4 separate regions of the Mus musculus genome follow, and all the other regions are linked to region 1. A link is a loop called in an ENCODE intact Hi-C map of the cell type or tissue named here. Cell type or tissue: left cerebral cortex. All regions are shown on one strand. Each heading gives the region's core, and the rest is flanking DNA. Links, peaks and the distances in the headings are about the cores only.

Evidence for each region. Hi-C counts contacts between places; a loop is a spot of excess contacts. Peaks named below come from ENCODE experiments on the same cell type or tissue, not always from the same donor. Only the 100,000 strongest peaks of a DNase experiment are listed, where the experiment ranks them.
Region 2: it touches region 1 in a loop (9-fold over the local background); 28 of 42 quality-filtered maps call a loop at or near these places.
Region 3: it touches region 1 in a loop (13-fold over the local background); 24 of 42 quality-filtered maps call a loop at or near these places.
Region 4: a loop joins it to region 1, with 11 times the contacts of the local background. A loop is called at or near these places in 8 of 42 quality-filtered maps.

Annotation. Positions count from the first base shown.
Region 1 is chr1:40,577,498-40,582,542 of GRCm38, forward strand. It overlaps Slc9a4 (solute carrier family 9 (sodium/hydrogen exchanger), member 4), which reads left to right and starts at 2,730. Exons shown (of 12, transcript NM_177084.3): 1 at 2,730-3,274. The coding sequence starts at 3,019. It overlaps Gm35801 (predicted gene, 35801), which reads right to left and starts at 3,165. Exons shown (of 2, transcript NR_168311.1): 1 at 2,959-3,165. In left cerebral cortex, for the core only: a CTCF peak has its summit at 2,461 (motif pointing right); a DNase peak (open chromatin) is centred at 2,471.
Region 2 is chr1:40,765,801-40,770,845 of GRCm38, forward strand. It overlaps Slc9a2 (solute carrier family 9 (sodium/hydrogen exchanger), member 2), which reads left to right. Exons shown (of 12, transcript NM_001033289.2): 11 at 443-533; 12 at 1,826-3,085. The coding sequence ends at 2,199. Among named protein-coding and RNA genes, the nearest start is that of Gm37915, 3.0 kb to the right of the region's middle. In left cerebral cortex, for the core only: a CTCF peak has its summit at 3,016 (motif pointing left); a DNase peak (open chromatin) is centred at 3,003.
Region 3 is chr1:40,655,864-40,660,908 of GRCm38, forward strand. No RefSeq gene overlaps it. Among named protein-coding and RNA genes, the nearest start is that of Slc9a2, 23 kb to the right of the region's middle. In left cerebral cortex, for the core only: a CTCF peak has its summit at 2,332; a DNase peak (open chromatin) is centred at 2,312.
Region 4 is chr1:40,842,059-40,847,103 of GRCm38, forward strand. All of the region lies in intron 4 of Tmem182 (transmembrane protein 182), which reads left to right. Among named protein-coding and RNA genes, the nearest start is that of Tmem182, 39 kb to the left of the region's middle. In left cerebral cortex, for the core only: a CTCF peak has its summit at 2,777 (motif pointing left); a DNase peak (open chromatin) is centred at 2,766.

The DNA of each region.
Region 1 (5,045 bases), core at 564-4,563:
AGCTATCAATAATTGGAACTTCCCCACAAGAAGCTCAAACTTGGAGAAGAAAATGGCTAAATCCTGCTTCCAGGAAGAGGAAGAACTTGTTTCCAGGAAAGAGATTTCATACGCCAGGGCACTATCATGGAGGGCCTAGAGTGGAGACAACTGACATGGGAAGTATGGGCAAAAATACCCTGATGGGGACTGTTTAGTGATGCAGCTTTCTCGCCCTCTGTTAAAACCAAACATCACATCAGAACCTCAGAAGATGGATGTGGTGGATGGGGGGCGGGGGGGGGGGTGACAGTGTCATGGGACCTCTGTTCTTTCCCCCACATGGCCACATTGAATACATCTCCTCTCTCTGACATTGAATACATCTCCTCTCTCTGACATTGAATACATCACATCTCTCTGACACTGAATACATCTCCTCTCTCTGCTTTTCAATATTGCTTATCTCACTGGTATAGTGGGACAGGTGTCTGAGCTTAGCCTGTCAGGCCTGCCAGGACCCAGGAACTGGTTCTGACTACTCTGGTAACAAGCTCCTTAAGTAGATCTAACAGTTTTTTAGTCAATTATTAATGATTCCCCATTAAAAAGATTATATCATATGTATATAGGAAGAATTTTATTTTCTCAAGCCAACCTGGGTATCCTTTTCTTTATTGCTTAACCACCCTGGATAGAGCCTGCATGGTGTGTTCAATGGAACAGCTTGATTGGGAGAAAATGTCAGTTTTTGACAAGAAATAAATTATTGCTTGTGAATGTTATATCAGGAATCTCCCTCTTCTCCCATTTTGGTGGCTGTTCCCACCTTATTTATTTATTTATTTGTACTTATTCACTTTATATCCTGCTCACTGCCCTGATTTATTTATTTATTTATTTATTTATTTATTTATTTATTTGTACTTATTCACTTTATATCCTGCTCACTGCCCTGATTCTGGTCACCCCCTCCCACTATTTTTTGCCCATTCCTTCCTCTTCTCCTCTGAGCAGGTGGGACTCTTCCTGGGTGGGTATTTCCCCCACCCGCTCCACACCCTGGTACTTCAAGTCTCTGCAAGGCATTTCCTCTCCCACTGAGGCCAGATGAGGCAGCCCAGTTAGAAGAACATATCCAACATACAGGCAACAGCTTTTGGGATATTTAGTCTGTTTTTTTAAAAATGAAAACATGTTGATTTGGTCTGTTTCTTTTTTCTCAGTTTATTTAAGAGATCTGTATGACTTTGACTTTCATCCTATCATATTACATTATGTTGAAATTAATCCAACTTCTCTCCCTGGAGTTAATTGTACTTTGTAAATCCATGGTTGACACACGCTTACCTATCTGCTTGATGCTTTCCTTTGTCTAAGATAGCCCCTGTATGTCCAATGAAATTCATAGTTACATCAAATGCTACCTAGTGGCTATTTGTAAAACTAACCCATCCCTCTGACCATGCTGTTGTTGTTCTATTTACGTTCCATGCTGTTACTTTCTATCTTCTGTCTTAAAGGATTTCCAGGCTGGAGAGATAGCTCAGGGGTTAAGAGCACTGACTGCTCTTCCAGAGGTCCTGAGTTCAAATCCCAGCAACCATATGGTGACTCACAACCATCTGTAATGGGATCTGATGCCCTCTTCTGTTGTGTCTGTAGACAGCTATAGTGTACTCATATACATAAAATAAATAGTCTTTAAAAAAATAATTTCCATTTGTAAGTGGATCAAAAGGTGGTTTTGTAAGGTGCAATTGACAAGGAAGGGAGATGACGTGGTAAAGTTCAAAGTGATGCTGTGGCCTCAAGCAGAGCTCGTTAGTTGTTTTTACATCCTTGCTTCAGTTGTCTTTAGAAAAATACACATTAAATCTGTAGGCAATTTGGGCCTTTTGAAGTTCCTTCTCTCCCCTCCTCCTCTTCCTCCTCCTTCTCCTCCTCCTCTTCTTCTCAATTTTATTTACTGTCCTATCTGCTCCACTGGCCCAATGCAACTACCCACTTCCAGATAAAGAACCTTTGACAAAATCCATTCTGGACCTCATAGCTAGGCTGTGTAGACACTTCTTTTGTACAGACAGAGCACAATGGCACAATGGTTAGCTACTGGGTTTGAGTATTTGAGAACATTTTTCCAACTGAGTTTTCAGACACATTCATGAAGTTTCTCATTTTGGTTTCTTCCCTTTGAGAAACTCACTGTGGAGCTTAGAGAAAGCTGGAGCTTTGTTTCTTCCATAATTTATTGGCCAGGAAATCAAGTATTCATTATCTTCATTGCTTTGCCACTTCCTCCTCCCTTGTCTGTGAAGACAGTCTTATGGGTCTTCCAGGACAGTGCTATTTCGTCCTCATGGCCTGGCGCAATTCCTAACAGCTCTTCATCCTCAAAAATACTTTGGTTTGAGCGCTAACCCAACAGACAGCAACTTGGTCCTTATCAGCCACAAAGGCTGATATGTTGCAGGTGCCCACTAGGTGTCAGTAGTGTAGCCTGCCAAGAACCTTCGGAACAAGCATTTCATTACAAAAGTCAAATCAAAGCAAATAATTAAAGTGTGGTTCAAAAGCTACCTGCGGCTTTGACCGGTTCAAAACAGGTGAGACAGAATCTCGGGAGGTGAGGAGGCTCAGGTGTGGGACAGGTGGCTCCTTCCTGGGATCCAACAGGGCAGAAAGGAATCCTTTCCTTATAAAGGACTTCAGTGTTTCTCGGAATGAGTCTCTTCCCAATTTACACTCACAAGATGAAGCCAGTGTTCAGAGAATGAGGAAACAGTTTCGAATGAAGAGGGATTGATTTCTCTTTATAGATATCTCTTTGAGCCCAGAACTGAGCTGCCTGAACACAGTAGATTTTAAGAAGATTTGAAAGGACGCACCTGCAGAGTCATCGCACCGGACCTCTTTGGAAATGACTTCTGGATTGCAAATAGATTGCCTCTCGGTCAGATAGTGCAGCTGGAAACTCACCTGTGCCGCAGAGGCGTGGCATACATCAGGACCCAGGTGCGAAGTCAGAGTCGCACAGGCATGGGTCCTGCAATGTTTATGGCTTTTCGTTTATGGAACTGGTTACTACTGCTGGCGGTCCTTACACGTTCCGAAGCAACATCGTATGTTAATGAGTCCTCCAATCCCACTGCCCAGCAGGCACCTGATGCTCGGTTTGCTGCTTCTAGCTCAGACCCCGATGAAGGGATATCTGTTTTTGAACTGGATTATGACTATGTTCAAATCCCTTATGAAGTCACCCTCTGGATACTGCTCGCATCTCTTGCCAAGATAGGTAAGTCCTCTAGCACAGGTTGAGGGAGGATTGTTTCTTACCTGAGTTGTCATGTATGAACATCTCTTACATGACAGACTACGATGAGTTAAGTAGACAGTAACTGCTACTTGTAGTGCGCATTTCCCTGAAGTGTGGCTGTTTAATGTTTCAGGATTGTGTTTGAAATTTAAACGCATACTTCCAGGTCCTGCATGGTTTTGACTTCATATTTCAAAAAGATAACCATGTGTTTTCTTTGTCATATAAAAATCTTATGCTATATGTTTAAAAGAATATAAAATGTAAAGTGTACAGTATTCAGGAAATACTGAAGACTACATAACATTCCCCTTCCCCCCCCTTTTTATTAGGTATTTTCTTCATTTACATTTCAAATGCTATCCTGAAAGTCCCCTATACCTTCCCCCAACCCTGCTCCCCTACCCACCCACTCCCACTTCTTGGCCCTGGTGTTCCCCTGTAGATAACATTTATTTTCTAACATAGTCTTTTACTCATTCCTAGCCACAGAACTGTAATTTTGTTAGTTGGGAGACATCTCTAGCAGTTTGCTTACACAGATATTATACAACAAAAATAATTAAAGTCACTTCTGACTTTGCAAGTTCTTTTTCTTCTTAGAATATTATGGGAACTGTTCCTGGAAACATCTGGAAGAATAACATTGAAATGAAATGGAATCTTCCACTTCTGGGGATGGGATGTTGTTTCTTTGCATTTCCCTTTGAAACACTGGAATTGTAAGAGTTGAAAGTAACTGCCTCTGCAACTCTGCTGCCCTTCATGATAGTGGGCAGGTGTTTCAAAGTGTAAAATGCACCAAGTCCTTTTCACTGCAATGTGACGAGCCTGTGGCCTGTTCCTGCCACAGCCCCACAGGTCTACTTTGCCTTAAGGCAGGCAGACACTGGATCCATTTCAGGGAGCTCCCAGTTCAAGGAAACAAGACTGGAATGGTGAAACACAGGCCCAAGAAAACACATTCTAGGCTCCTCTATGCCATGACATAATTTAGAAGTTAATTTTGATTAAAATAAACATCAATTGAAAGGCAAAAATATAGCTGGCGAAGAAGGACAAAAAGAGACCAAGGAAGTTGTGATTAGAAAACAAAGAATATAGGGCTTTAGAAGGTCTTGAGCTGGTCTTAACACAGTGAAGTCTTGCTGAGAGTAATGTCTTTTGGTGAAAATTATGCTCAACTGCATCAACCTGCTTATGCATAGAACATAAGTTCAAAATGGTGCAGTGGGGGACCCACATCTTCTCTTTATACAGCTAAATGTAAAATTCTCCAAGGAGACATTCACTGGTTCCTCATAGTGTATGGAAAGAAATCTACCTTAATTAATTTGGAAGTTAAGCTCTCCACTATATGGGACAACATCATCTTCCAACTTCTCCTTAATTTTCCCAATCCACAGTTTGCTCAAGCCAAGTGGATCATCTCTCAATGAGGGGGAGAAGTGTCTGCCAGGACCAATCCTACCCCAAGCTCCCCTCTCTACAATGCTTCTCATTCTGTTATCCAACTCTGAGAATCTTAGTGTTTCCAGAAGCACCTGGTTACTGTCCACATGAAAGCATCCCTGATGACCAGTTAGTTCATTCAGTTGTACAGTTTTACAGCCAGCTATCACACAGACTGAGATGTGGGTTTTTGCTAAGTAATGTAATGACATAAATCATCTATTTAATTTGGGGAAATTTATAAACTAGTGCAGGTAAGTAATGTACACATGTTGTAGATTGGGATCATTGTTACTAA
Region 2 (5,045 bases), core at 563-4,562, 190 kb after region 1:
GCCAAGGGCCAATTCCCAGCTACCCTGGGATGGAACAAATAATAAAATCTTTTTACCGTGCATAGAGCCATACTCCTATAGCCCCAACAGCCCCAAAGGCTGAAGCAGGAGAACTGTTTGAGGCCAGCCTAGGCAATATAATGTGAGACATACCTTAAGAAAAGAAGACAAATAACAATTTATTCCTTTTATAGACTTTCTTTTGCTTTTGTTTCATTTGCTTAAAATCTTATGTAACCCAGGCTGGCCTTGAACTCCCTATATAATTAGCCAAGGGTGCCTTTGAACTCCCAATCATTCTATCTCAAATATTCAGGGTCCATAGGTCTGCCTGCATGGCTCCACCCATTTTATATTTAAAATCTAGTTTTGTCATACAAATGTAGCTTCCGGCAGACAGTCGCTGGCATTTCTGTCATCTGAATAACACTTTCTTTCCCAGGCTTCCACTTCAACCTCCCGATATTTATCCTTACCTAAGAACACAAAGCTTCCAGAGAAGCTGCAGAAGAAGAAGAAGGTTTCAAATGCAGGTAAGGATTCTGCCCGGAGGAGAGACGCCTTCCGGCCTGTTTGTGGATGCTTATGAAACAAAACTGTCTCGCTTTCTTCGTTAAGGATGAACCCAATCCCTTGTGAAGCTCAAGCAACACCAGGGTGTCCTGAGTTAGCATTGTGGCCTTATTGGACAGATGCCTGTGTATAGTATAAATAATCTAATCCCGTGGTTTTCTGAATGATTCTTTAATTATAGCAAAGGCAAGTCCTTTTACTGTGGACATATTCAGCATCAAATACAAAGTTGTAAATAGAAAGATATACAGCATTTACATTCGTACACTAATTCTAATGTGTTTTCATGGAGTGGACCATAGATTTAACCTCCTTGTTTGATGATAATCTCATGCACACACACAAGCTCTTCTCCGTAAACCACAGCATTACGTTAGGATTCTGTTTTGCTAATTTATGGGAGGCAACAATTCAGACACTTTTGCAAGCACCTTTGTTTGGTTGTTTTTGTTTGTTTGTTTGTTTGTTTTAGATTTTGGGTTTTTTTGTTTGTTTGTTTCTGTTTGTTTCCGTTCATTAAGAAGAGGTTACTTGTGGGAATGGAGGGAGAGTTGAGAAACAAGAAGCAGGGAAACAGAGGGCAAGATAGCGACTGTCTTGTTACCCCTGCCTGTGTTTTGAGAGAAACATTCAATTCTGGTCATGCCAGCTGGTAGGCAAGGGCTGGTTCCCAGCAGTGGTCTTCCCATAATTTCCAGCCCCCAGACAGGAGGTCTAATGTTTACTCAAACTTCTCCCTTGGGCTTAGTAAGTATACGTTAATGCTTGGGTGCTTCTGTGGGCACACAGAACGCAAATATCCACGTGAAATTCCAGATGAAGAGATGAGTCTAAGTAGCAGAAAATTCTGTCAGGTTGCTTGCCAGTGTCAGAGACAGAGCTGAGCCTTCTTAGAAGGATCCTAGCAGCAGCTGAAAACAGAGCCAGAGTTTCTCAGGCTGAATTTCGGCCCCAATACTTACTTGCTAATATCTGTTGGACCTACAACCTCACTATAAAAGTAGGGGGGAGGTGATGAAATACGGTCAGTGGGGAAATGTATTTAGCAGTTAAAGTAAGCGCTTCAAAATTAGCACGGGCACGCTCTTGTGACACAGATATTCAAGGTCACTCAGCTGGAGTTAGAGTGAGATTTCTGACTTTCCCATTCCCCAAACTCCCCCAGGAGGGGATGGGACTCCATGGGGCTTTGCTGTGACTTGTGCTATCTCTGTGCTCTGCTTGCCCACACTGCCCTTCTATTCTGTGACAGATGGAAATAGCAGCGACTCGGACCCAGATGTTGGAACCACTGTGCTCAATTTGCAGCCCAGGACCAGGCGCTTCTTGCCAGATCAGTTCTCAAAGAAAGCCTCCCAGGCCTACAAAATGGAATGGAAGAACGAGGTGGATGTGGGTTCTGTGCGAGTGCCCCCCAGCGTCTCTCCAGCGCCCCGCAGTAAAGACGGGGGCACCCAAACACCGGGGTTGCTGAGGCAGCCCCTGCTCTCCAAAGACCAACGGTTTGGCCGGGGTAGGGAAGACAGTTTGACTGAAGACGTTCCACCCAAGCCCCCACCAAGGTTGGTGCGACGAGCGTCAGAACCCGGGAACAGGAAAGGCCGCCTTGGCAATGAAAAGCCATGATAAGAAGCCAAAGCCGACTTGGGGTGAATGGGCTAGCATGGCTGTGACTTGTTACTCAAACCTGATCTACCATTTAAAATCCTCTACCTAGAGGCATTCTTTGGGAAGTAGAGTCAAGCCACTGATTCCCAGGAGGAGCGCTGCTTATCTATCCCAAGAAGAGGAAGTCCCACAAAATGACTTTTGTGACTTTTGGCTAGTAAATGTATTCTTTCAAGGCCTGAAAGAAAAAAAAAGTGTGCCTTTACTGAACTTGAATGACAGAACTTGAAAATTTTAACGCGCCTTTGTTGGTGAAAATTTTAATATATTACAAATATGCCTCAGATTTATTTATGAAAAAAATGTGTTTATCTGTAGTGATTTTTTTTAAGGGAATGACACCAAAAGTGTCGAGAATATTTTTCCAAGGGGGTGAGGGTCAACTCCTAGAGGTGGGTCCTAAGTTCCAGATCCTACCATTTCCATGCTGAGCTGAAGGACTCAGTGAAGAAGAACATTGTCCCTAGAAGAGGCTTTGACTGACAGTAATAGGGCACAGGTTGGAATGGGTAGGCACATGAAATGGTGTGACTCTCAGAGTGTGGGTGGGAAGTCCCTGTACAACTTTAAAACAATGAGGTTCAGGCTGCTCTTGGTCCATTTCTGTGTTTTTCCTGGCTTTGGAGTAACATGCACTCTCCACCTGCCACCTCACCACACCCCCCTTTTTGTCTAGGTACAGACAGATTCACTCGGGCAAAAATCAGCCCATAGTGTTTAAAGACTTGGTGGCAGCTTCTGAGAAGTCCTACCAGTGAGGACCTCTTGTGGCCATTGTGGACATGGCAGCCACTAGAGACCGCTTGGGTTTTATGTTGTGTGGGGCTGGGAGGAAAGGGAGGTGGTTCCTTTCATTAGGGATCCAGGATCACCCGCTTTAATAAAATTGTCCTGTAGTGCATTCAGAGCTGCAAGCGGGGAAGGATCAACGCTTATACAGACCGCCTTCCAGTGTTGAAGGAAATGGTGAGTCTTTGGGTTTGACTTTGGATGAGGAAGCTCTTTGGAGAAAACCCCCGCTTTTTGCACTAGTCCTTAATTTGTTACCTCTTTCGCCTTTGATAATGTAGTGACTCAAATCTTTCATTAAGAATTAGATTCTATTCTCTGGAATACTTCTTAGGAGTATGGCAGGGAGAAACGGTGGGACGCAATCACTAAAGGTTCATATTTAAACCAATGTCTCTTAAGCTGCAGATTTATTAATTATTAAAGATTCATATTTAAACCAATGTCTCTCGAGCTGCAGGAGATTTATTGACTTCTCATGTGTTTTCGGAATTTCTTCTTTAACACTTTCCTGGGTTTACATTTTAAATGAAGCCAGTACTATAGTTGTTACCAGAGATCTCTTGGCCACAACAAAGGATACAAAGTAGCTTGGAAGGACCCTTTGCTTTGTAGGAGCTGTGATAACCCACTCTGACTTAAAAGTCCCGGGGGCAGAAGACTGTCATTGTTGGTGACTGCTGTGGGAAGCCCCAGCCCACTGGGACCCACACCATGCCTTGGAGTAGCTGAGCCTTGGCTGCATAAAGCAAGCAAATTAAGCACAAACCTGAAAAGCAAGCCTGGAACCTCCCCCTTTGTTTTTGCTTCAGTTCTTGCCCTGGCTACCCTCAGGGATGGACTGTGCTCAGGCATGGCTGGCCTCGGGCCAGTCTGATCCAGGCAATTCTTCAATTGAGACTCCTTCTTCCCAGGTGAATCTAAATTGTGTCAAGTTGACAACAAGCTTAACTAGGACAGAGGGTAAGGACATGCCTGAGTGAACATAGGAGCAGCTCTGTGGCTCCTTTCTCCACTACAATTAACGTAGCGTTTCTTGTGTTCTTGTCTTAAGAGGCTGCTAGGCCATCATGTGAGCCTGAAAATAATGCACACACAGTTAAAACATGTCCTTCCCTCCCCAGAAGTCCAAGATAGATTCATGGGAAAACATGAAAACACAATTGGAAAGCTACATGCTTAGAACTCCGTGCCAAAACAAACAAACAAACAATCTCCATTTTAAATGACTATATTTTTATAAACCATGTATTTCTTCTGAGAAGAAATCAAAACTTTTATAGGTATTTTTACTATAGAGATAGAATTCATAAAATGCTATGATGTTTGTTTTCCAAAATACATCATCACTGTGCATACTAATAATGGTTTATGACTTCTGGCAAGGAAGACAGAAGTTAAAAATAACCTACATATAATTTTACTGGTTTTCTATGTTAATAAATATTACAAAGAGTAATAACTTTCTGAAACTGAAGGAAGAACCATAAGCCAGCATGTGGTGACATTTCGGGCTAAATCGACACAAATTCAGCTTTCACTAAGGAAAACATCCTAATAAATGAGTAATGCTATAAATTTTAGAAAAGGAATGCCCAAGTAGTTTTATCTTAGTTGTCAGTTTTTAATCTGATGACAAAGTCAATAAGATAAATTTGATGTTGGCCTTTTCTCTGTTGTTGCTTCTTTTGATGATTACTTGATGCCAGTCACAGTAGAAAAGGGTGATATAGACATGAACCTCTGCAAGAGCATTGTCAACTTGTGAAGTATCGAGCCAGTCCTTAGCTAGGGACTTAGCAGCCATCTTGGCTATTACATCAACCGTGTGGACATACATTGCTTGTGTTCCTCTAGGTCCCACTGGTCTAAGGATGCAGCTTAGATCTGCCAAAGGGAAGCTAGGACATGCTTGCTGTCAGCTTGTTATCACACAGGTGAATGTTCTTAACTTGGGACAACAGAATAAACCTGTTAGTAAAATTGGGAAGCAGAATAGGGAAGTTCACCCTGCA
Region 3 (5,045 bases), core at 525-4,524, 78 kb after region 1:
TGAAGGCATTTCTTCAGCTGAGGCTCCTTCTTCTCTGATGACTCTAGCTTGTGTTAAGTTGACACAGAAAACCAATTAGTACAATGGATTTACTGTGAAATTACAAATATTTCTTTTTGTTTGTTTGTTTGTTTGTTTGTTTGTTTTTCTGAGATAGGGTTCTGTTTTGTAGACTAGGATGGCCTAGAACTCATTCTACAGCCCAGTCTAGCCTTGAACTCATGGCAAACGTTCTGCCTATAAGCATGAGATACCACATCTGGTTTAGTTCTATAATTAAAAAAATTTTTTTCTCTCTCACTATGTAGACTCAGACATTAAAAGCACTCCATACTACCATCCCATTACCAATTGCTGTTGCTTAAGGTTCTAGCTCCTTATGGCTGCTATAACTTCTGCTATATTGATTTCTCAACCAGTTTCTGCCAGTTTCCTTGGTCCTCAACTGCAGCTGGAGGTAGAGGTTCTGTTCATGTATTCACCAACACTAGCTCCTTCAAGCTGAAAAGTGATTCACTAGAAGAAGAGTTTTTTTTTCCATTTGCATCATTTACTATGAATGAAGATGGACCCTTTTCCCCTTGCTTACACATTTTTATTTTCATATGTAGGTGTTGGTGTATGTGTGTGTGCATGTGTATGCTTGTGTGTGTGTGTCATATATGTGTATTGTATGTTCCTGTGCATGCACTTGTGCATAAAGGTACATGTACATAATGTGGAGGCTAGGTGTCTATACAGAGTGTGTGATCAATAATTCTCTACCCTTCCTTCCTTCCTTCCTCCCTCCCTCCCTCCCTCCCTCCCTCCCTCCCTCCCTCCCTCCCTTCCTTCCTTCCTCCCTTCCTCTCTTTATTTCTTTTCCCTTTTTAAATGATAGGGTCTCCTTATATTACTTTGGCCGGCTCCACTCCTACTATATAGCCAGAATGGCCTGGAGCTCTTTATTACTTATTATTTATTGTATTTATTATTTGTTTTTATCATTATTTGTTTGTCTGCTCCACCTTATGTTTTGAGACAGGGTCTCTCACTGAACCTGTGAGCCTGGAGCTCACTGGTTCCCCTAGATTGGCTGACCAGCAATGTCTGGAGAATCCTATCTCTACTCCCGAGCACTGGGGTCTTCGATGTGTGTCACCATGCCCTGCTATTTATGTGGGTGCTGCATATCTGAGCACAGTTCCACATCTTGCGTGCTAAGCATTTTACCCACTAAGCCTTCTTCACAGGCTGACATTTGTGAAGAGGCACCATTTCCCTTGAGAAGGAAATCATAAAGCCAGGTCATTCACCTACCCTTGTAATGAGAACAGAGACCGAGGGATAGTGACTTTCCTGCCACAATCAGTGCTTGTTATCAATTGTAAAACAGGGTGGGGAGGCAGAGACTGGTTCTGTTCTTGACCAAGCCTCTGAGGGAGGCCATTTATCTCAGTGGAACCCAAGGCTAATCAAACTACCTTTCGTTTTGTTTGCTTAGTTAATCGGGTGAAAGAAGTTAGCCACTGAAAAGGTGGCTTCAACTCTATTGACATTAAGCCAGTTCTTGTTTTCAAGACCCACAGATGATGGCTGGCAGTGTTCTAAAAGGAAGAAGCTGGAAATTACTGTGTTTCCTTAAAAGGAAGCACCAACAGGCTCTATATTCAGCCGATACAATTTGTTTCCAAGCAAAGAATAGTACCACTTCCCTGACACATATTTTCAAAAGTCATTCATAAAACTCACTTTTCAATGCTGGCATCCAAGTGATGATCATAACTGAAGACACTGTAGAGGCAAGTTTCCTGATTGTGGCTGTGAATCTGGCTCTGTGGGAAAGCCAAATGATGTCAGCAGCTATCCAGTGTTGGGTGGCATTGATTTGAGACAGACATTTTCAACATATCACCAAACATGGTTGAGAAACTTGATGGCTATAGGGTAACCTCCTTCATAAAGATTAATAACAACATGTTAGTTTATTTCTCAAAAACAAGATTTGTGGTGATTCGTTCTTCTATGTTATTCTGTGAAGTCATCCTGTGATGTGTGTAGTCAGTGTACTGAAACTAAGGTCGCTGATGCTTCTGCCAATGTTCTCACCTGTACTTTTTGTTTTAGTATATTTAAACCTTTCTTCTTTTTTTCTCTTCCTCCTCTTTTCAGTGCTGTCCGGACTATCTTCTTCATATACCACCTTATCCCTACTGCTTGGCAGTGTTGTTTCATGCCGTGCAATAAATGGTTGTTGACTGACTGAATGCACGATCCCATTGCTTGGCAGCCTGAGTAGACCAAACGTTACTAGTAATAGTGCCACAGTGACCCCTGTTGATGAAACCAGAAAGTGCAATGTGCAGACTGATTCTAATGCAGGTTATGTTCACACTGAAATATGAGCTCTGGCCAATCTGGAGCTCAGTAGCAAAGGCCATCAAAGGTGGGTCAGCATTTGGAAAGGATTAGGATCCGCACCACTGCGCTGTCAGTGTGAGAGTACAGCTCAGCCCGTCTCCTTGTCTGAGCTTGACTTTCTGTGACTATAGTCAGGGCCCAGGCGTCACCACTTTAAATGATTTTACTTGTTTGCCATTTCTCAGAGAATTCAAAGTTTTATACTGCACATCAGCTTGTATTACTACACTTAACACACTTTATTACTTATTCTGCATTTGTATATCTTCGTTTGTGTGCTCTTGTGTGTGATGTGTGTTCCTGTGTGTGCTTGTGTGTGTGTGTGTGTGTGTGTGTGCATGTGCATGCGCGTGTGCGTGTGCGAGTGCTTTTGAGCGTAGAGCTTGACATGAGGTGTTCTCTGTAGCTCTCCATGTTTGGAGACAGAGTTTCCCATTAAGCCTTAGGCTCACCCACCTGGGATCCTGATGGTTTCTACCTCTTTAGAGCCAGCATTCCAGGCACGCATCCATATTTTTTGCATGGGTCTTGGAGGATCTGAGCTCATGTCCTTCTAATTTTACTTTAACAAGCAAACCAGCACCTTAACCCTTTACTCCATATGTGAGCAGAAAGGGCACTGGGATACTTAAGATTTCTAAGCTGTTCTTCGTACTTTTTATTACTCTTTTTTTTTTTCTGGTTGTGGACAGATGGATGGAGCCATTAACAGGGTTCCAGTCTCTCCAACTTTCTCTGTTCTTCCGGTAAAGTTAGGGGAAATGAAAGAGACTGCTTTTGAGCACATATTGAAAGTGATAGTTATTTTAAAAATTGAATGCAAAAACACTCAATCCTAGTAAAGAAGAGAGTGATACCGCCACCGCATCGTAAACTCTGACGCTTGAGACGACGGAACAGCTGGGAGCCTTAAGATGCTTCAAACATCATCCTGCCTTCAACCTTTGCACCGACTGAACCGGCCCAATTAACTTCATTTCCAGGGCTGCACTGCACTGAAAGATCCCACGTGGACTGTGATCACGTTTCCCCGTTGAACAAGGAAGTACAAAATTGCTTATCTGAAAACTGATAAAGCTTAAAAGAGATGGGGGGGGGGGGCGACCCAGGAGAGGAGATATTTATTTGAATATAGATGTCATATTAATACTGATATTATCTAAACAAAACTAGGATGCTTTTAGAGCTGGTAATAGAGCGCGTTGGAAGGGAAGCATTAGGAAGTATCAGCTGCAGAACTAAAACACGCTTTTCCTCTGAGAGGGAAAGGAATGAAAACACACTCGCCCTTGCTTCCCAGTCCTTGGTGGGGCTCTGTCTCTGGGAACACCGTCAGACTATCTTGGTGGGGCTCTGTCTCTTGGAACACCGTCAGACTATCTTGGTGGGGCTCTGTCTCTGGGAGCACCGTCAGACTATCTTGGTGGGGGCTCTGTCTCTGGGAACACCGTCAGACTATGCTGTGCTCCCTCATGCAGCAAGACGCAGACCTGGAGCTGCAAACCATTGTAGATGGAATTCAAAACAACGGCTTCCATATCGAATTACTGGGCTATTTTTGTAAGGCTGCTGGCTCTGCCTATTTATTTTTCTTACACACCTCCTCCCCCAATCTTTTAAAGAGTGCTAAAAATGATACAGAACCAAAGAAGATAACAACAATAAAGCAGAAGCCCCAGGAGGAAGGAAAACAGAGCCCACAGAGAGGTAAAGAAGGCTCACAACCACAGTATGCTCTGCAAACTGTCTCCTCACCGGCCTCACCTGTGGCCTTAAACTGGGCAAGCACTGGGCAGACTAATATAAAGCCAACTGAGTCTTATGGATGTTAACAAGCACTCCTAGAATTAAGGCTGTACTCTTGGTGGAGAGAATACAAAGTATCTTAGCACAACATTTCCTAGGAATCTCCCTTCAGTTGCTTTTCCTGATGGGGTTCCCAGGTAAAATGGAATCTCAGCTTAGCAAAGGACACACACACTTGCACTTACTCCCAACAGCCATTCCTTGTTTGTCTGATTCAGATAACTGGGCACCTGTGTTTGGATTTGCTAAGCTTGAAAGCCCTTGGAAAGCACCGTGTAGCATGCCAGCCATCCAGTCTGCACACAGTTTCAGCTCCGATCCAAGTGTGGGACACCGTGCAAGGACAGCTATGGAGAGAAGCACAGCTTAATATATTCAATACTTAGGGTGTAAAAGAACAAACAAGAAATTTCAAGCACGTTCAGAGGAGAGTTATAATCTAGAGATATTGCTGAACATGGTGTGTGGATTGACCACACTGGCAGGTCTTGCCGATCATCTACACACTAGTTGGGAAATAATGGTTTGCTTGCTCATTTGTTCTGTCTCCAATGTCAACTATGTGGTTGGTTACAGACATAGATGAATATCTGAAAATAGAATCTCTAGGGGTTGTAGGAAAGCTCTGTGGAAAAAGTGCTCTCTATACAAGCTGGAGGACCAGAGTTCAGGCCCCCCAGTGCTAATATAAAGGCAGGCAGATGCCAGGGGCCAGCTAGTCCAGCCAACTAATGGGCTCCAGGTTCAAGGGAAAAAACTATATCAAGAAGACAGAGAAGTGACTGGAAGACCACCTCTGAACTGCGTTCACACAGGAACAGATAAGGACATCACACACA
Region 4 (5,045 bases), core at 457-4,456, 260 kb after region 1:
CTCTCCCTCCCCAACCCTCCTTCCCTTTCTCCTCAGAAAAGAATAGGCCTCCCGTGGATATTAATCCTCTTTGGCATATCAAGTTGAAGCAGGACTAGGAGCATCTTCTCCTGTTGGGGCTAGACAAGGCTGCCCAGTTTAGGGAAAGGGATCCAAAAGCAGGCAATAACGTCAGAGACAGCCCCTGCTCCTGCCGTAAGAGGCCCCACATAAAAGCCAAGCTGCTCATGTGTTATACATGTGCAGAGGGCCTAGGTCCATCCTACACATGCTCCCTGGTTGGTGGTTCAGTCTCTGTGAGCTTCTATGGGCCCAGGTTAGTTGATTCTGTGGGATTTCTTATGGTGTCCTTGACCTCCCTGGCTCCTACACTCCTTCCTTCTCCTTTTCCAAAAGCTTCACCAAGCTCAGCTCCACCTAATGTTTGGCTGTGGGTCTCTGCATCTGTTTCCATCTGTTGCTGGGAGAAGCTTCTCTGATGACAGTTATGTTAGGCTCCTGTCCCCACACATCTTGTAGGCAGGACAAATTGTGGGTCAAAGGTTTTGTGGCTGAGTTGGTGTCCCCATCCCTCCACTGGAATTCTTGCCTGGTTATAAGAGCTAGCCATTTCTGGTTCCATACTTCTCATTGCTAGGAGTCTTAGTCATAGACTCTTGCGAGTTTCTATTGTCCTAGCTTTCTAGCTTATCCCAGAGACGACCCCCTCCAACCTGATTCCAGTTCTCTCTCCCTCTGTCCTCCCCATGCCTGATCTCTCCTGCACCTCTCCCTACTCCTTCTCCCATCCAGATTCCTCCCTTCCTCTACCCCAGATGTCTATTTTATTCCCTCTTAATGAGATTCAAACATCCTCCCTTGGGCCCTCCTTGTTGTTGCTTCGGTCTATGGATTGTAGCATGACTATCCTGTTTTCTATGGCTAATATCCACTAATCAGTACATACCATGTTTGTCTTTCTGGGTCTGAGTTACCCCACTCATAATGATCCTTTCTCGTTCCATCCATTTGCTTGCCAATTTCATGGCATCCTGGTGTTAATAGCTGAGTAGTACTCCATTGTGTAAATGAATGCCATTTTCTTTATCCATTCTTCATTTGACAGTCATCTGAGTTGTTTTTAGTTTCTGGCTATTACGAGTAAAGCTGCTATGAACATAGTTGAGCAAGTGTCCGTATGGTATGATGGAGCATCTTTTGAGTATCTACCCAGGAGTAGGGTAGTTGGGTCTTGAGTAGAATTATTTCCACTTTTCTGAAAAACTGCCAAATTGATTTCCATAGCATCTATACAAGTTTGCACTGCGACCAGCAATGAAGGAGTGGTTCCTTTTGCTCCACATCCTCAGCAGCATGAGCTGTTGCTTGAGGTTTTGATCCTAGCCATTCCGATGGGTATCAGGTAGAATCTCAGAGTTCTTTAGATTTCAATTTCCCTGATGAGTAAGGATGTTGAACATTTCTTTAGGTGCCTCTCAACCATGGGAGATTTCTCTGTTGAGAATTCTCTGTTTATATCTATATCCCAGTTTTAAATTGGGTTATTTGGTTTGTTGATGTCTAATTTCTTGAGTTCTTTATATGTTTTGGATATCAGCCCTCTGTTGGATGTAGGGTTGGTGAAGATCTTTGCCCAGTCTGTAGGCTGTGGTTTTGGTCTTTGGACAGTGCCATCTGCAAAGATTTTTTATTTTAAAAATATTTAAAAGTTACAACCTTCCCCCAGGTGCTTCTCTCTCTCTCTCTCTCTCTCTCTCTCTCTCTCTCTCTCTCTCTCTCTCTCTCTCTCTCTGTATGTGTTTAGTGTGGCTAACTTGCTTTTTGAGGCCCTTTTTGATGGGGTGCCATATGACATAAGTGATGGCACTCTGGGAACAGGGAGCCGAAGCCCCACAGAAGGATTTCTGAGAGGATTCTTTGAAACTTCTCGAATCAGAGTCATCCAAGAATCAGGAACAGGTGTGGAGATGAGATCCTGTGAGTGTACCAGACACCTGCACTCCCACCTACCACAGAACACAGAATGTGTGTCCTTGTTGAGGACAGTCTGGGTCATGGCTTGGTTTCAGTTCAGGCATACCTAACACTCAAGAGGCTAGTATTAACTTGGGGAATCTTTTATGGAAAACCTTGAACTTCAGGTTGGAAGGATGTTTCTTATAGCTTCAACATCCCTCTGGAAACTGTCACTGTTCTGAGAACTATAGCTATGGCTTTACCATTTATTGCAGTATTATTATGTTGTATAACTAGGCATTTGCAGCAGGGGCTTCAGATGTGTGAAACAGCAAGGTTTTTTTGCTGGTCTTTATGCATTGTGGCTAGTCTAGAGCTGGGCTTGCCTTATCCTTTCCACAGGTTGTGTATCCCTTATCTACTTACTCTGAATGGGAAGGGATCACGTGTTTCTGCAAATACTATTTATCATCCCAGATTTCCCCCTGAACAGTCACTTTGCTGAGAAACAATGAGTAATAAGTCACTGAGAAATACCAAATTTCTGCTAACTTTTATAACTTCTTACACTTTCCTATCTGGTTAAGTTCTGCTTGGTCGGAGCATATTTTAGTATGGATTCATTGATACAGCAATATTGATCTCCTCTAAGAAGCTGCTCTACAAATAATTTTTACTTCTTGTAATGAGAGGTCTGTTGGGTTGGGGGAGGGGACTTGATTAACTGGAAAGTCAAAGCAGATGGTTACATCCAACTCTGGATTAGTTTGTGTTTTTCCAAAGTCTATGGTGATGAGACTGTGGGGGGACTGGTGCCATCTGGTGGACACAAGTGGGAAAACATGGGAGGCAAACTGTCAAGCTTTCAAGGCAGTGTGGTTCTCAACCTGGGGGTTGAACAACCCTTCCACAGGGGTTGCCTAAGACAGTTAGAAAACACAGATATTTACATTACAGATAATAACAGTAGCAAAATTACTATTATGAGGTAGCAAGGAAAATGATTTTATGGTTGGGGGATCACCACAACATGAGGAACTGTATTAGGAAACATTAGGAAGACTGAGAACCACTGCCCCTAAGGTCTCAGAGCCCGAAGGAGCCAGGATGAGCTGATTGTTTTTCTTCCAGACAACAGCAGGGTCACATGAAATTCTCTGGTGCTGTAGAACACTGCAGATATCATTCCCTAGCTGTCAGAACTAACTCATGTCAACTCCTGATGATGATGATGGTGATGATGGTGGTGGTGGTGGTGATGATGGTGATAGTGGTGATGGTGATGATGATGTTAGCTGATGCTTCTGAGGGAGAACATGTTCCCAGCACAGTGCTGGCTGCTGTGCGTCGTCATCTCATTCCCCATGACCTCTTTCTTATATGAGATCTCATAAGGAAGTGATCACCACTTACCAATGAAGTAACAGATGAAGAAGCAAGGACCATGCATAGAGTTACTTCAAAGTGGAAATCTTTGCAGCCAGGAACGTGAGATGAAAGTTAGAGTTGTCAAAATCCAGACTAGTACCTTTTAAACACATCCTGAAACTCGGTGGTTGTGAGTAAAATCACCCTTGGAGTGAGTCACCCTTGCAACTTGAATGCTTGTGGAGAATTCTCTGTTAATTCCTATTTTTCAATGCAGTTCATTGTATTCAGCACAGGAATGTTTAATGCTGAAAATTATCATATGTGTTTGGGAAGCCCTGTATGTAGTTGATAGACAGGGTCGACTGACAAGATAAAAATCATGACTCCAGAGAATGATAGGAGGAGGGCACAGTGTGCCAGGTGAATATCAGCTAGGGAGATTGGTAAACGGATTATAAATGCAAGAGCAGTTAGGACTAACTCAAAAGGCTGCAGAAACACCAGAAGTGAAGTGTCAGAAGAATGAATGCAGAAGAATCAAGATCAAGAGTGTTGGACACAATGTATCAGTTGTTTTAAACTTCCAAAATAGGATACATTAAACAGAGCATCATTTGATCCTAATAGAAAGCAATAACCCATTAGTGTAAAAAAGAAACAACAAATTATTATAAAACACAATTTAACATATTTTAAAGGACACTTAGCTTGTTTGCCCAGAAAAGCAGTCTTAGTTTTAATGAATGCAATTTTTATGAAATTACTTGGAAAATGCATTAGAATATAATGAGAAGTATTATCATCTAGCCAATGTGCAGTTGGCAGACTTCCCCTTTCTCTTTTTATAACATATAAAGGATTGAACTTGGCAGTAGAACTAGCTGTGGGAGGGGGGTCAGCTTGTATGAGTCCCCGTTGGTAGGGCACACACATCTTGTGGAAGTGCACAGAGGCCTCAAACACTGACGTGTTTTAGGTAGTCAGGATGTCGTTAAACCACGTGACAACAGGCTTGTAAATGTGGTGGTATCCTAAGATGATTATATGTAGTATGTTAATTTAAATTTTAACCTGCTATAGTAAGGGACTTTGAGATTTCATCTGAATCACTGCCTGTTCTCAGGCAGCCATCCCTGTGCCACCTAGTTCTTTCTTTTACCTGTAAATATTAATATTTTCAATGAAATGCTAGAAATGGTCCTTAAATATTGGAGGAACATATCTCCTTCCAAAGGAATCACAGCCAAATGGACACAAGCATGAGTAATGTTCTGGTTTCTAGGTCAGAGGCTAGTTCACAGGTGTTTTATAATTACACCTGCATGTATTTCATACTGATTCATATGTTACTTTATGTTCTCTGAATGAGAAAAATTGAATTATTTTCAAATGAAGGACCCCAAAACAACTGATCACAAAATGACCCCCCCCCCAAGCTAATTGTTCAATAGCAACCATCAAGAGCTCTGATTAAAGGTCAGGGTTAGTGTAGAATTTAGGTTGTATTCTGTTGCTTTTCAAGAACTGTGTCTTCAGTTGGGCTGAGCAGGGCAGCTAAGGTGTTGGGGTTGGTTATTCAGCTCCTGCCAAGTATCAACTCAAACCTGGGTCATTTTGTTAAAAGAGTTTATTAGTATCCTTGCCCACACAACCGTTTGGCCTAAGCAAATGCTATTTCAAAACTCTATGCATACAGTAAGGTAGCACAAGACATAACA